Regions from separate parts of the Homo sapiens genome. Here region 1 is linked to region 2. Evidence: chromatin contacts called from ENCODE Hi-C or POLR2A ChIA-PET data. All regions are on one chromosome and are shown on one strand. Each heading gives the region's core, a stretch centred on a gene start or an enhancer-like site at or near the end of the contact. The rest is flanking DNA. Distances are from core to core; before and after follow the strand shown.

The links. Hi-C counts contacts between places; a loop is a spot of excess contacts on that map. ChIA-PET counts read pairs that join two places held with the same protein, here RNA polymerase II (POLR2A). Pooled maps may share reads with other maps.
Region 1: a loop to region 2 is called in a pooled map, with 3 times the contacts of the local background. The contact joins the promoter of XKR8 here to the promoter of MAP3K6 in region 2. A Hi-C loop is called at or near these places in 1 of 50 pooled maps. POLR2A ChIA-PET finds 5 or more read pairs at or near these places in 2 of 52 experiments (CD8-positive, alpha-beta memory T cell and naive thymus-derived CD4-positive, alpha-beta T cell).

Annotation. Positions count from the first base shown.
Region 1 is chr1:27,956,266-27,961,954 of GRCh38, reverse strand. XKR8 (XK related 8) reads right to left here and starts at 1,982. Exons shown (of 3, transcript NM_018053.4): 1 at 1,593-1,982. The coding sequence starts at 1,885. It overlaps SMPDL3B (sphingomyelin phosphodiesterase acid like 3B), which reads right to left. Exons shown (of 8, transcript NM_014474.4): 8 at 2,803-3,479. The coding sequence ends at 3,117. RefSeq lists an enhancer at 1,478-2,041 and a silencer at 1,722-2,111.
Region 2 is chr1:27,362,425-27,368,262 of GRCh38, reverse strand. It overlaps MAP3K6 (mitogen-activated protein kinase kinase kinase 6), which reads left to right and starts at 1,302. Exons shown (of 29, transcript NM_004672.5): 1 at 1,302-2,005; 2 at 3,351-3,490; 3 at 3,579-3,602; 4 at 3,869-4,059; 5 at 4,178-4,346; 6 at 4,715-4,821; 7 at 5,242-5,412; 8 at 5,510-5,622. The coding sequence starts at 1,666. RefSeq lists enhancers at 436-1,377, 1,378-2,321 and silencers at 1,574-1,683, 1,714-1,933, 2,004-2,053, 2,644-2,713.

The DNA.
Region 1 (5,689 bases), core at 733-3,232, 590 kb before region 2:
AGAGTCCAGAGTTTGGACAGACAGGTCTGGGGTACCCACTGGCATGAAGAGTAAGTGGAGGATGCACCAAGGACCCTCCACCCAGAACTTTGCTCTCAGTTGCCTATTGGGAGAGAACCCCGTTCACTCATCACAAGCTCATTCACCAGACATGTACTGTCACTTCCCCTGGAAGGACACAAGAACACACTGAGGAGCAGGCAGGCAGGACAGGCTGGGGTTCTCCCTCAGCAGGAGCCTTTGCCTATGGTCCCCAGTGACCTAGCAGGGACCCCTGCCTCGGCCAATTCACAGGCAGGAACAGAGACCCATTTCCAAAGCCAAAGCTAGTACAGTCTGTCTGACTCAAGCTCAGCAGAAATATTGGCCACAAAGATGCATAAGGTAGTTACAGATTCACGGCTCATGGAGGCCTGCCCAGGACTTAACAACTGCACCCCTTCATGCCCACCCGGGGTTTTCTGATGTCTCTATAATCCCTCAGGCAAAACTGCCACATTCAAAGCTCCTCTCTTCCACTCCTGGAGACTCCGTGTGGCTTTGTCAAGGCCAGATCTCAAGAGTTTGTAAAAACGGATTCAAGAGCAGATCCTGGCCCTGGCCACCCCATCCCAACCCACACCACCCTCTGCCCTGACTTTGTCGCATGCCTCTGAGCCTTGGGTTTGTTTTCCCATCTCTACGAGGCTCCACCAGGTCCAAAAAGGAGCAGAATCCACACACATTTTCCAGGACCCAGCCTATGCCCAGCCCTGGCTGGCTCCATGGGCATGGATGAGTCAGAGGCCATCTCTGCCCTCTTGCTGGGTCTGGGGTGGGAAGCCAAGTTTCAGGGGGAAGAATACAACCAGGCAGACAGGGTGAGAGGCGGCCTTTGTGAGGGGCAAGCGCTGTGGTGGGGTCAGGGCTGCTGAAACTCCCAGGGAGGCCCAGGTCAAGAAGCCAGCTGAGGTTGCTGAGTGCTCACTCTGAGCCAGGGCAGTGGACAGATGTCATTTCACTGCATCTTCACCAAACGGGCAGGCGCTATCCCCATCCCAATGGGAACAGCAACCAAACAGCCCCACTGAGAGGTCAGTGACTTCCCAAGGCCCTGCCCATGCTGAAACATGGGATGCTGAACTGAGTCCGCAGCCCCTGCCATTACAGGCCAGGCACTGTGCGAGGCACTTTCTCATTCTTTCGCTCACTCTTCACAACAGGCCTGCCCGTCACACCTGTCTCAGGGTGACTACCTCCTTTCTACGCAGGAGGAAACTGAGGCTCAGAGAAATGCAGAAGTGAGGCGAGAGGGGGCAAAGCCAGAAGTGGATCCCTGAGAGGTCCGACTTCAAAGCCCATGCGCCTCCCTTTCTTCCCTGGGCCTCAGTTTCTTCGCCTGTGCCAGGAAAGCTAGGGCTAGAATGAAGGCAGTCTACCGGGATTCCCTTTCCGTAAAGGGCTGCACGCTCACCTGTAGGCCAGGCGCCCACAGGACTTGGTTCCCTCTCCCAGTCCCCTTCCCGGCATATGGCGTGTCACCTGTACAGGTGACCCAGCTGACGGAGGTGCTGGGCTCCGACACTCCTCCCCTCCCGGGGCGAAGCACTCACCTGTACAGGTAACCCAGCTGCAGGAGATGCAGCAGCGCCAGGCAGCGGCGCGGGGGCTGCGACCCGTGCAGGCCGGCAGGGTCAGCGCGCAGCCAGAGCCAGCTGAAGAGCTGCAGCGCCACGGAGGCCAGGCCCAGCAGCGCCAGCACCAGCGCCGCCCACAGGTAGCGGCCGCCGAGCGCATACTGGACGGCGGCCCACAGGTCGGTGCCCAGGTCGAGCAGGAAGGCGGCGGTGCCCAGCACGCCCAGGACCAGGTCCCGAAGGAGGGCGCCGCGGGACGACCAGGGCATGGCCCGCCGGCCTCCGCCCTCTCCTGCTCCTCCGCGGTTGGGGCCTGCCCTCAGGGCCCGGGGTTGCCGAGGCAGGAAGGAGGTGGGCGCAGCCCTCGGGGCGGCCCGGGGCCTGGGCCTGGTGGGCGGGACTTCCCCGTCCCGCCCCGTCCGGGGAGGAGCGAGGCCCGCGGTTGTCCCAGGTCCTCCGCCCGAACCCCAGCTAAAAGCCGCTCGATGCTCTGCTCCCGCCGCCAGCCCAGGGGTCCACCGACCCAGCCCAGCCAAGCCCGCTAGGCCTGAAGACCGACTGCCCTTCGCTTCGCAGGCTTCAAATGGCCTAGTTTTACCTTTGAGGCGCCCGGAGGCCCAAGAAAGCGAGAGGGCGGGGAGACTAGAGCCTGGACCAGGGCTGCGATCCCTCACACCTGTATTGTTGCAAAACAAAACGAAACGCAAAGGCACATTCTAATCCCTAAGTGCGAGACTTTGCAACAACGCGTGCGCCTCGATCCAGGGATACCCGGAGAGCACGGGGCCGCTGGGTTCACGCCAGCGATCCGAGTCGGGGGAGGGCGGGCGTTAGGTTCCTGCAAATGAGTTAACCTCATTTCCATACGGAAGGGAATAGAGGCCGGGCGCGGTGACTCACGCCTGTAATCCCAACACTTTGGGAGGCCCAGGCGGGCGGATCACCTGAGGTCAGGAGTTCGAGACCAGCCTGGCAAACATGGCGAAACCCCGTCTCTACTAAAAATACAAATTAGTCGGGCGTGTTGGCGCGCGCCTGTAGTCCCAGCTAGGAGGCTGAGGCAGGAGAATCGCTTGAACCCGGGAGGCAGAGGTTGCAGAGAGCCGAGATAGCGCCACTGCACTCCGGCCTGGGCGACAGAGCGAGACTCCGTCTCAAAAGAAAAGAAAAGGAACACAACACAGAATCAAACGCATGATGAGCTTTGTTTTGTGAGTTAAACATAATACGCAAAAGAAGTATGCTTGTAGGGGGGTCTTGGGTCGTCATTTCTTTTCTGTTTCTGGTTTGTTTTTGGAGAGAGTCTGGCTTTGTCACCCAGGCTGGAGTGCAGTGGCGCGATCACGGATGGCTGCAGCTCCTGGGGCTTCGCTTCCTGATTCGGTTGTCCTATTTCAGTTCACTCCTCAGGCGCGGAGGAAATGGTGGAAGGCCCAGCTCTGGGTGATCCTGGGCGCTGCCCCCGTTACCCGTTACCAGGAAGAAGGTGAGCCTGGCAGGTCACAGCACGAGCGTGCACAGGCCCAGCAGGGCCATCAGCAGCAGCGGGAGCTGGGGCACGGGCGTGGTGCCAGAGGCATACAGACAGGTGGTGTAAGCGTCAATGTCCACCTGGCGCATGGCACACACGTGCTGCATGCTGCAGGCCTCGTCGCAGACCCCAGCAGAGTAGCTGACTGAGTTATAGACGTAGTAGCGCTGCAGTGTGCTCTGGTCGCCAGCGATGCGGTCCAGCACTGTGTGCATGGAGTGGGCGCTGGCGTCCGGCACCCCATAGGCCTCGGTCAGCTGGTACTCGAGCTCCCAGCGCGGCGTCCCCTGAGCATTCGCCTGGCTCAGGTTCATGAAGTAGGTCACCATGTCCTGGAAAAAGGGTTTGGGGTAGACCGGCTGTGAGCAGTTGTCTGCTTCCATCCCCATCCTGCACCTTGCATTTGCCCCCAAGTTCTTTAGAGCAGTGACCATGACCACTAGTAGTTATTGAGCACTTAGCTGTGCACCCATTGTGCTTGGCAGACATCCTCTGAATCGAATGAGGTAACTGCGCTTATTACCTAGGTTTCACAAATGAGGAAACTGAGGCCTAAAGAGGTTAATTCACTTGGCCAGGGTCATACAGGTATTCATACAGGTATTCAGTGGTAGCAGGATTGGACCCCAGGTTTACCCCAGGTCCCACCATGCTAGGGTACACATAGAAGACGCTCAGTAAATATTTACATAATGAATAGATAAAAGCAACATAAAAAGAGCAACACTAAGCATGAGAGAGATTATGAACTGTAGACTCCTAGGACCCAGGTGCATGTTCACGGCTAGACTCTGCAGGGTTCATCAGTCCAGCGGGTTCCAGGTACATTTATGAACCTGCTTCAGGCCACTGCAGACGGGGTAAGAGGAGCTGCCCGTATGCATGGCCACTCTGTGCCAGGAACATTCCATTATTTCATGTAGTCCTCCTCAAACCCTGCGAGGTTCTGTTACTCCCATTTTACAGATGAAGCAAGTGAGGCACAGAGGTCAAAAGATCAAAAAGCTTATGAGTGGTGGAGCCAGGATTCAAGCTCAGGGCTGACTCCCTCCCTGAGGAGAATGGAGGGCCTGTTAGGGGGTGATGGTGCAGCCTGCCATTCCCCTTGCTCAGACCCTTGGAGTGCCCATGTGGACAACAGGCCACTCTTTAAACCCCTCAGACCTCTTCTTAATCTACCTTTACTAGAATCAAGGACCTGGGTTAGCTCATGCAGTCGTTGGCTTTAAATGTCCTCTCTCCACTCCCAGATCACATCTCTATCCTCACCTCTTCAAGCTCCAACTTGCCCCTTCCCTGTCCACTTTCACTTGATGCCATTTAGCCCTCCCAAAGGTAACAGGTCCAAAACAAGACCTCTGACTGACCCTCCGAAGCCTGATCACCCTGCCACTTATCTCAGTAATCGGCAGCCACAGCCTACCGTTGCACAGGCCAAGAGCCTTGGAAGCCTCCTGGATTCGTCCCTTTTTCTCACAGCTCATATCCACTCTAGCAAATCCTGCATCCAGAATTCATCTGGGACCTGGCACTTTTCACCATCTCACTGCCTCCACCCTGGGCAAGCTACTATCCTGTCATCTGGGATTTGTCCTTCCCTCCAAACGGCCTCACTGCTCCCCCACCTGCCCCTACAGCCTGTTCCCTGCACAGCAGACATGATGATTCCATAAAATTATAAGTCACAGGATTTCATTCTTCTGCGCAAAACCCTCCAAATCCAGAGTCCTCATGGAGGCCTGCAAGATCGGACCTCCCCTCCCACTCTCCCCTTGTGCCTCTTACTGTGGCCACATGGCCTCCGTGCTCTTCCCCTAACCTACCACGCACATTCCCACCCCGGGGCCTTTGACTTGCTGTTCCCTCCACCTCCCCAAGATACCCACTGGGCTCCCTCCCTCAATACACTCAGAACTCAAATGGCACCTTATGTGGACACTTCCCCTTCCCACCTATCTAACACAGTACACACCTCCCATAGCTGTCACCCTGTCGCCTCACTGTTTTGATTTTCTCCTTAGCCCTTCTCTCAGTACTATAATTAATTCTACATATTTATTGTCCCTCTCCTGTAAGATGTCAGGTCCAGGAGAGGGGTGACTTTGTTTTTAAATTTACATATCTTCTGAGATTAGAACAGGGCCTGGCCAATGGCACACACTTAATGCATTTTGTTGGATAAATAAAGGAATAATATTTTTCATCTCAACAACCACAAGCTCATCCTACGAGGTGAGGGACTGCCCAAAGAATTAGGGGCTGGAGCCTCGTCTGTGTACGGAAAATGTGGACAATGGGCTTGAAGTCAGACTGTGGGAAGCCTTGAGTACTAGGTCAAGGAGACACAACTTTATCTTGAAGGCACTGGGGAGCCACTGAAGGTTTTTGAGCAGGACGGAGACAAGATGAAAGTGGTGCTATAGGAGATTAGTTTCTTCTCTCTTGTGTAGCGGATGGGCCATAGCAGGGCAGGGCCAGAGGCAGGGAGACCAGGTATGAAGCTGTGACAGTCATCCAGGGGAAAAGGTGACTTGGTGAGGCA
Region 2 (5,838 bases), core at 53-2,552:
CTCACCGCAACCTCCATCTCCCAGGTTCAAGTGATTCTCCTGCCTCAGCTCCCAAGTAGCTGGGATCACAGGCAGGTGCCACCACACCCAGCTACTTTTTTTTGTATTTTTAGTAGAGACGGGGTTTCACCATGTTGGCCAGGCTGGTCTCGAACTCCTGACCTCGTGATCCACTCATCTTGGCCTCCCAAAGTGGGATTACAGGCATGAGCCACCGCCCTGGCTGGGAATTGCACAGCTTTCTCAGCCTGTCGGTTGCCCATGCCTGTCCTTTGTAAGTTGTCTGTTTTCCACTCCAGCCTCTGTTGCAGGCCAAGTTCTCAAACTCTACCACTTCCTGCCTATCTCATTGGGTGTCAGTTCGAATCCAAGGTCAAACCAAGGAAGGTACCTTTTTCTTCCACAAGGCAACAGGGCAATGAAACAGCCATTGAGTAGCATTTAAGCAGTTTATTTGCCCAAAGCCACATTCTAGTAAGTGGCAGAATTAAATAGTTAAGAGTCTGACAGGCGGTCCTGGGTTTGCACCCTGCTGTCATGTGCTGAGTGATCCTGGACAAGTTATTCAACTTAAGTCCCCAGTTCTTGGTTTCAGGGTCCACTGAGGCTTCTACCAGGTTGCTGCCTCACTCATTAATTCACACAAGAAAGTTGGGGACTCTTGGGGATTTGAAGCTGAGAAGCTGCTGTAGTGCAAAGGGCTGGGGTTGACTCCTTCAAGGGGTGGCTAAAGAAATGTTTAGAGTTGTTTAGAGTAGGAAGTGCTTCTCAGGTCCCATGGCCACGTTCTGCCTAGAAGTCAAAGGTCAGCGGGGGTCCACAGCAGGTTGGGTCCTGGGGAAAGCAGCCCCCTAGTGACAGTTAAGGCTCAGATGCCAAGTCCCACTCCAGGACTGAAGGCTTTCGGGCAAGCGGCCTAGGGTGTAGGTTTCCCCCATCCCAGTCCCTCCCTGCCTGCGCTCACTGGGCCCGGGAGGACACCCATTGTTCATCATGCTCTGCGCACCCTGATGTCTCTAGAGAGCCATTCATTCAACAGATACCTGCAGAGCAGGGCCTGCATATCGAACCTTTTCCCTAGCCCTGGCCTCCTCACACATTTTATGTGCACTTGCTGTGAGCAGTCCACAGTCTTTGGCGTGCACAGGGGCACAGGCTGTTCCGGAAGCCGCCAGTCTCCAAAGTTCTGGCGGGAGAGAAGGGAGGGGAGAGGCTGAGTCTCAAGCCGCTAGGGAGCGGCTCTGCCCCAGGGCCGAGGGTGGAGCTTTCTGGGTCGGCCGGGAAAGGGCTGGGCTTAGCCTACAAGTGAAGGCAGGGCAGCGTTGGCGGGCGCTCCCTTGAGAAGTCCAGGTGGCGGGCACCTCCGAGCCGATTCCCAGGATCCCCCAAGTGGCTCTGAGCTGCCGATCACCGGATGCCCCAGATTCCTGGGACCCAATCCCGGATTTCAGAACCTCAGGACCTTGCAAGTCCGAGCTAGGATTTCTCCCTGGACTTTAGATTCCTGGAACGGGACGTCAGGCCGTATTCCGGATCCCTAGATCCCGTGGGAGATTCTCCGATTCCGAACGGATTCCAGATCCCAAGATTCCTGATCTGCCGGCCCAGGCTCCTGCCCCGCCCCCGGTTCCCAGTGCGCGGCGCCCCGCGCCTGAGCGCCCCCGCATGGCGGGGCCGTGTCCCCGGTCCGGGGCGGAGCGCGCCGGCAGCTGCTGGCAGGACCCGCTGGCCGTGGCGCTGAGCCGGGGCCGGCAGCTCGCGGCGCCCCCGGGCCGGGGCTGCGCGCGGAGCCGGCCGCTCAGCGTGGTCTACGTGCTGACCCGGGAGCCGCAGCCCGGGCTCGAGCCTCGGGAGGGAACCGAGGCGGAGCCGCTGCCCCTGCGCTGCCTGCGCGAGGCTTGCGCGCAGGTCCCCCGGCCGCGGCCGCCCCCGCAGCTGCGCAGCCTGCCCTTCGGGACGCTGGAGCTAGGCGACACCGCGGCTCTGGATGCCTTCTACAACGCGGGTGAGAGCGCTGGGGGCGGGGCCGGATCCGGGCGGGACTCAGGGTCCTGGGAGGGGACCAAGCCGGGCTCGAAGGCTCAAGGGAGGGGCCGAGAGGGGTACCGGGTCTAGGGGACTTAAAGTGAGCTAAAGCTGAAGGGCTTGGGACAGGGCCGTGAAAAAAGTGGGATTTAGGGGATCTGGGGCGCGGCCGGGCTCGGGACGAGACAGGGATCCGGGCGCGGCTCTAGGGCTCGAGGTTGGGGCTTAGGCACCCTTCAGTCGGAGCGGTGCCCAGCCAGCGGGGCAAGGATGGGGAGGGGCTTTGGAACTCTGGGGCGGGGCGGGGAGCGGCGCGGGGCTGTGGTGTCTCAGGGGTGGGGTTGGAGAACTCAGCCTCACCCTCAGGAGAATGTCACGCGGATCTCTTGAGGACAATTACTGGGAGAGGAGCTTGGACTTAGGGAAAGGGGCCGGGAGGCTGGAGTTCAGGAGTCCTAGCATACTATTTCCAAGGATCGGGCTAGGAGAGGCAAAAAGAGAAGCGAAGGGGCCCGACGGGACTGGATACTGGGTGAGGGAGCTTAGGTTAAGTGGCCTCAGCGGCCCAGAAAGAATGGGCGGGGAAGGGGCGGGGAAGTGGGCGGGAAAGGATGGCTCAGGGGCGGGGCCAGAAGGAGGCTATTCCCCCGCGAGTCACTCCTCCCTCCAGCCAGCCCGGATGCTCGGCCCCCATACTTACTTGCTTATGCTAGAGTCCAGTAGCTGTGCTTCCTGGATGTCCATGAAATCGTAGCCTAAAATGAAGGCTGACCCGACCACTCGGACACAAAGATACAATTATCGACAGACACAAATCGCATACATGTTGACTCATGCAGGCCCTAGCAGACGCTGTCACACACACAGATACAGTCAGACATAGTAAGCTATACATGTCACAGATATACACATACATACATTTAGGCACAGCGTTGTCTATGCACACTGATGGTAGCCCCTTTCAAGAGCCTGTGCTGAAGACCAAAGGGAGGGGACTTCTATGTTTGCGCAACTCCCACCTCCTAAATGGCCCGTAACAGACTCAACTGGTCCACAGCCTCCCTTCCCCCATGCCAGGTGCTCACAGGCTCTGAACCGTGGCCTGAGGGTCCCAACCCAGTGAGCCCAACTCCTCTCCTGCAACACTACAGAGATCAGTTCTGTGAAAGTGCCAGGGGAACCCTAAAAAGGGCCGACTGAAGCCCAAAGCAGAACCAGACCCTACTGGAGTCCCACAGCAAGGCAGGTCAAGCCAGGATGGACCCCGGCTCCTTCCCCATCAAGCTGGGCTTCAGGGATCAGCGCCACCCCCTCTGTGCCTGCAGATGTGGTGGTGCTGGAGGTGAGCAGCTCGCTGGTACAGCCCTCCCTGTTCTACCACCTTGGTGTGCGTGAGAGCTTCAGCATGACCAACAATGTGCTCCTCTGCTCCCAGGCCGACCTCCCTGACCTGCAGGCCCTGCGGGTAGGTGGCCTGGGGCTGGTGGAGGCAGGCACAGGGCTGGGGTAAGGCCTACACAGAACACCAGTATCTGACTGTCTGCCTCCTGCAGGAGGATGTTTTCCAGAAGAACTCGGTGAGCAGAATCCACCTCTCACTCAAAAGTGCCCTTTGACTTCCGCTATGACCTCTGACCTCCACTAATCCCCCTGGCCTCCTCAGTCACCTAACCCCCCACTGACATCCCAAGTATTCCTCTGTTTCCTGTTGCCTCCTCTCATGACGGGTGCCCCTTTCCTGCGATTCCAATTCCCACTGATGCTGACCTTTGATGCTCTCACTCCCCTTGTCTAGCCCTGTGCTGACCTCTGACCTCACTGATTCCTGCCTCCCTCCCACCAGGATTGCGTTGGCAGCTACACACTGATCCCCTATGTGGTGACGGCCACTGGTCGGGTGCTGTGTGGTGATGCAGGCCTTCTGCGGGGCCTGGCTGATGGGCTGGTACAGGCTGGAGTGGGGACCGAGGCCCTGCTCACTCCCCTGGTGGGCCGGCTTGCCCGCCTGCTGGAGGCCACACCCACAGACTCTTGGTAATGAAGGCCCCCAGGGAGGGTGCTCCAGGAGGGGGCTGGTGAGGGTATGGTGGGCTGGGGCTGAGGTACAGGCCCCACCATTCTCTCTCCCTGCCTCCCCTACCCTGGGCATCAGTGGCTATTTCCGGGAGACCATTCGGCGGGACATCCGGCAGGCGCGGGAGCGGTTCAGTGGGCCACAGCTGCGGCAGGAGCTGGCTCGCCTGCAGCGGAGACTGGACAGCGTGGAGCTGCTGAGCCCCGACATCATCATGAACTTGCTGCTCTCCTACCGCGATGTGCAGGTGCGTGGTGTTCAGAGAGGCAGTAGGGCAGCTGGCATTTGAGGTCAGACAAACCCAAGTTCAGTTCCTGGCTGGGCCACTTGCTCACTGGTGGCTTTGGGCAAATTATCCAATGTCTCTGAGTGTTGGCCTCCTTATTTGTTAGAGAGGATGAGCATGTCGCTGCCTCCTGGGGCAGTTGTGGGGTTGGGAACGCCCAGCATGGGGCATACAGTAGGTTCTCCCTGTGAGGTGTGTCCGCTGGGCCTGAGGGAGGCGTGCAGAAGATGGTGGCTGGGTGGGATGTCAGGAGTGGGACAGGACCCTGGCTCAAGGTTCCTTGGGGCCTGGAGGCCCATGATGCCAGTGCTTGCCGTTCCCTGATGCAGGACTACTCGGCCATCATTGAGCTGGTGGAGACGCTGCAGGCCTTGCCCACCTGTGATGTGGCCGAGCAGCATAATGTCTGCTTCCACTACACTTTTGCCCTCAACCGGTGAGTGGCAGAGCAAGGGTTAGGTCATAGCCACATAAAGGTTTCCGAAACCTAGGTCTCTGCGTGCAAAGCCATTGCTGTCTGGGATCACTGCTGTTCGGGGAATTTGCTGACCGGGGTCACTGATGTCAATAGGTCCCTGTTGTTCTGAGTTACTGCTGCCTGGGTCGGGGTGGGGGAGGTGGTGCTGCCTGTGGTATGGTCACCGCTGTCCAAGATCACTGCTCCTAAGAGTCATCGCATCTAGGAATCACTTCCATCTGAGGTCACTAGAGAGGTCAGTGCTGGCCAGGGTCATTATCATTTTGAGGTCATTATTGTCAGGCCCCTGGAAGGGTCCCTGCTGGTTCAGTGTCTAGAGGTCCCTGGACAGAGTAGGCCAGGGCCATCAGGGAGGGCCTGAGCCCATCTTTTCCCTAGGAGGAACAGGCCTGGGGACCGGGCGAAGGCCCTGTCTGTGCTGCTGCCGCTGGTACAGCTTGAGGGCTCTGTGGCGCCCGATCTGTACTGCATGTGTGGCCGTATCTACAAGGACATGTTCTTCAGCTCGGGTTTCCAGGATGCTGGGCACCGGGAGCAGGCCTATCACTGGTAAAGAGCACAGTGAGTGGCCGGTGGGCTAAGCTGTGAGATGAGGGGTGGTGCTGTGGGCATCAGTCCAGCCCTGTGCCCCCTACCCCCACCCCAGGTATCGCAAGGCTTTTGACGTAGAGCCCAGCCTTCACTCAGGCATCAATGCAGCTGTGCTCCTCATTGCTGCCGGGCAGCACTTTGAGGATTCCAAAGAGCTCCGGCTAATAGGTGAGCACAGATCCTGGCTCTTGTCTCGTCACCCACAGGGGTTCCGAGGGGCCTGGGAAGAGGGCAGGGAGAGAGCACACTGGGCAAGAGCTAGGATGAGCTCATCCATTTTGGACTGTCCTGCCCATACCCACACCTGGGTCCTCATACCTGTTCTGGGCCCTCAGGAGCCCTCAAACCCACAAATGTTCCCAAACTCACATCTGCGTGTCCATT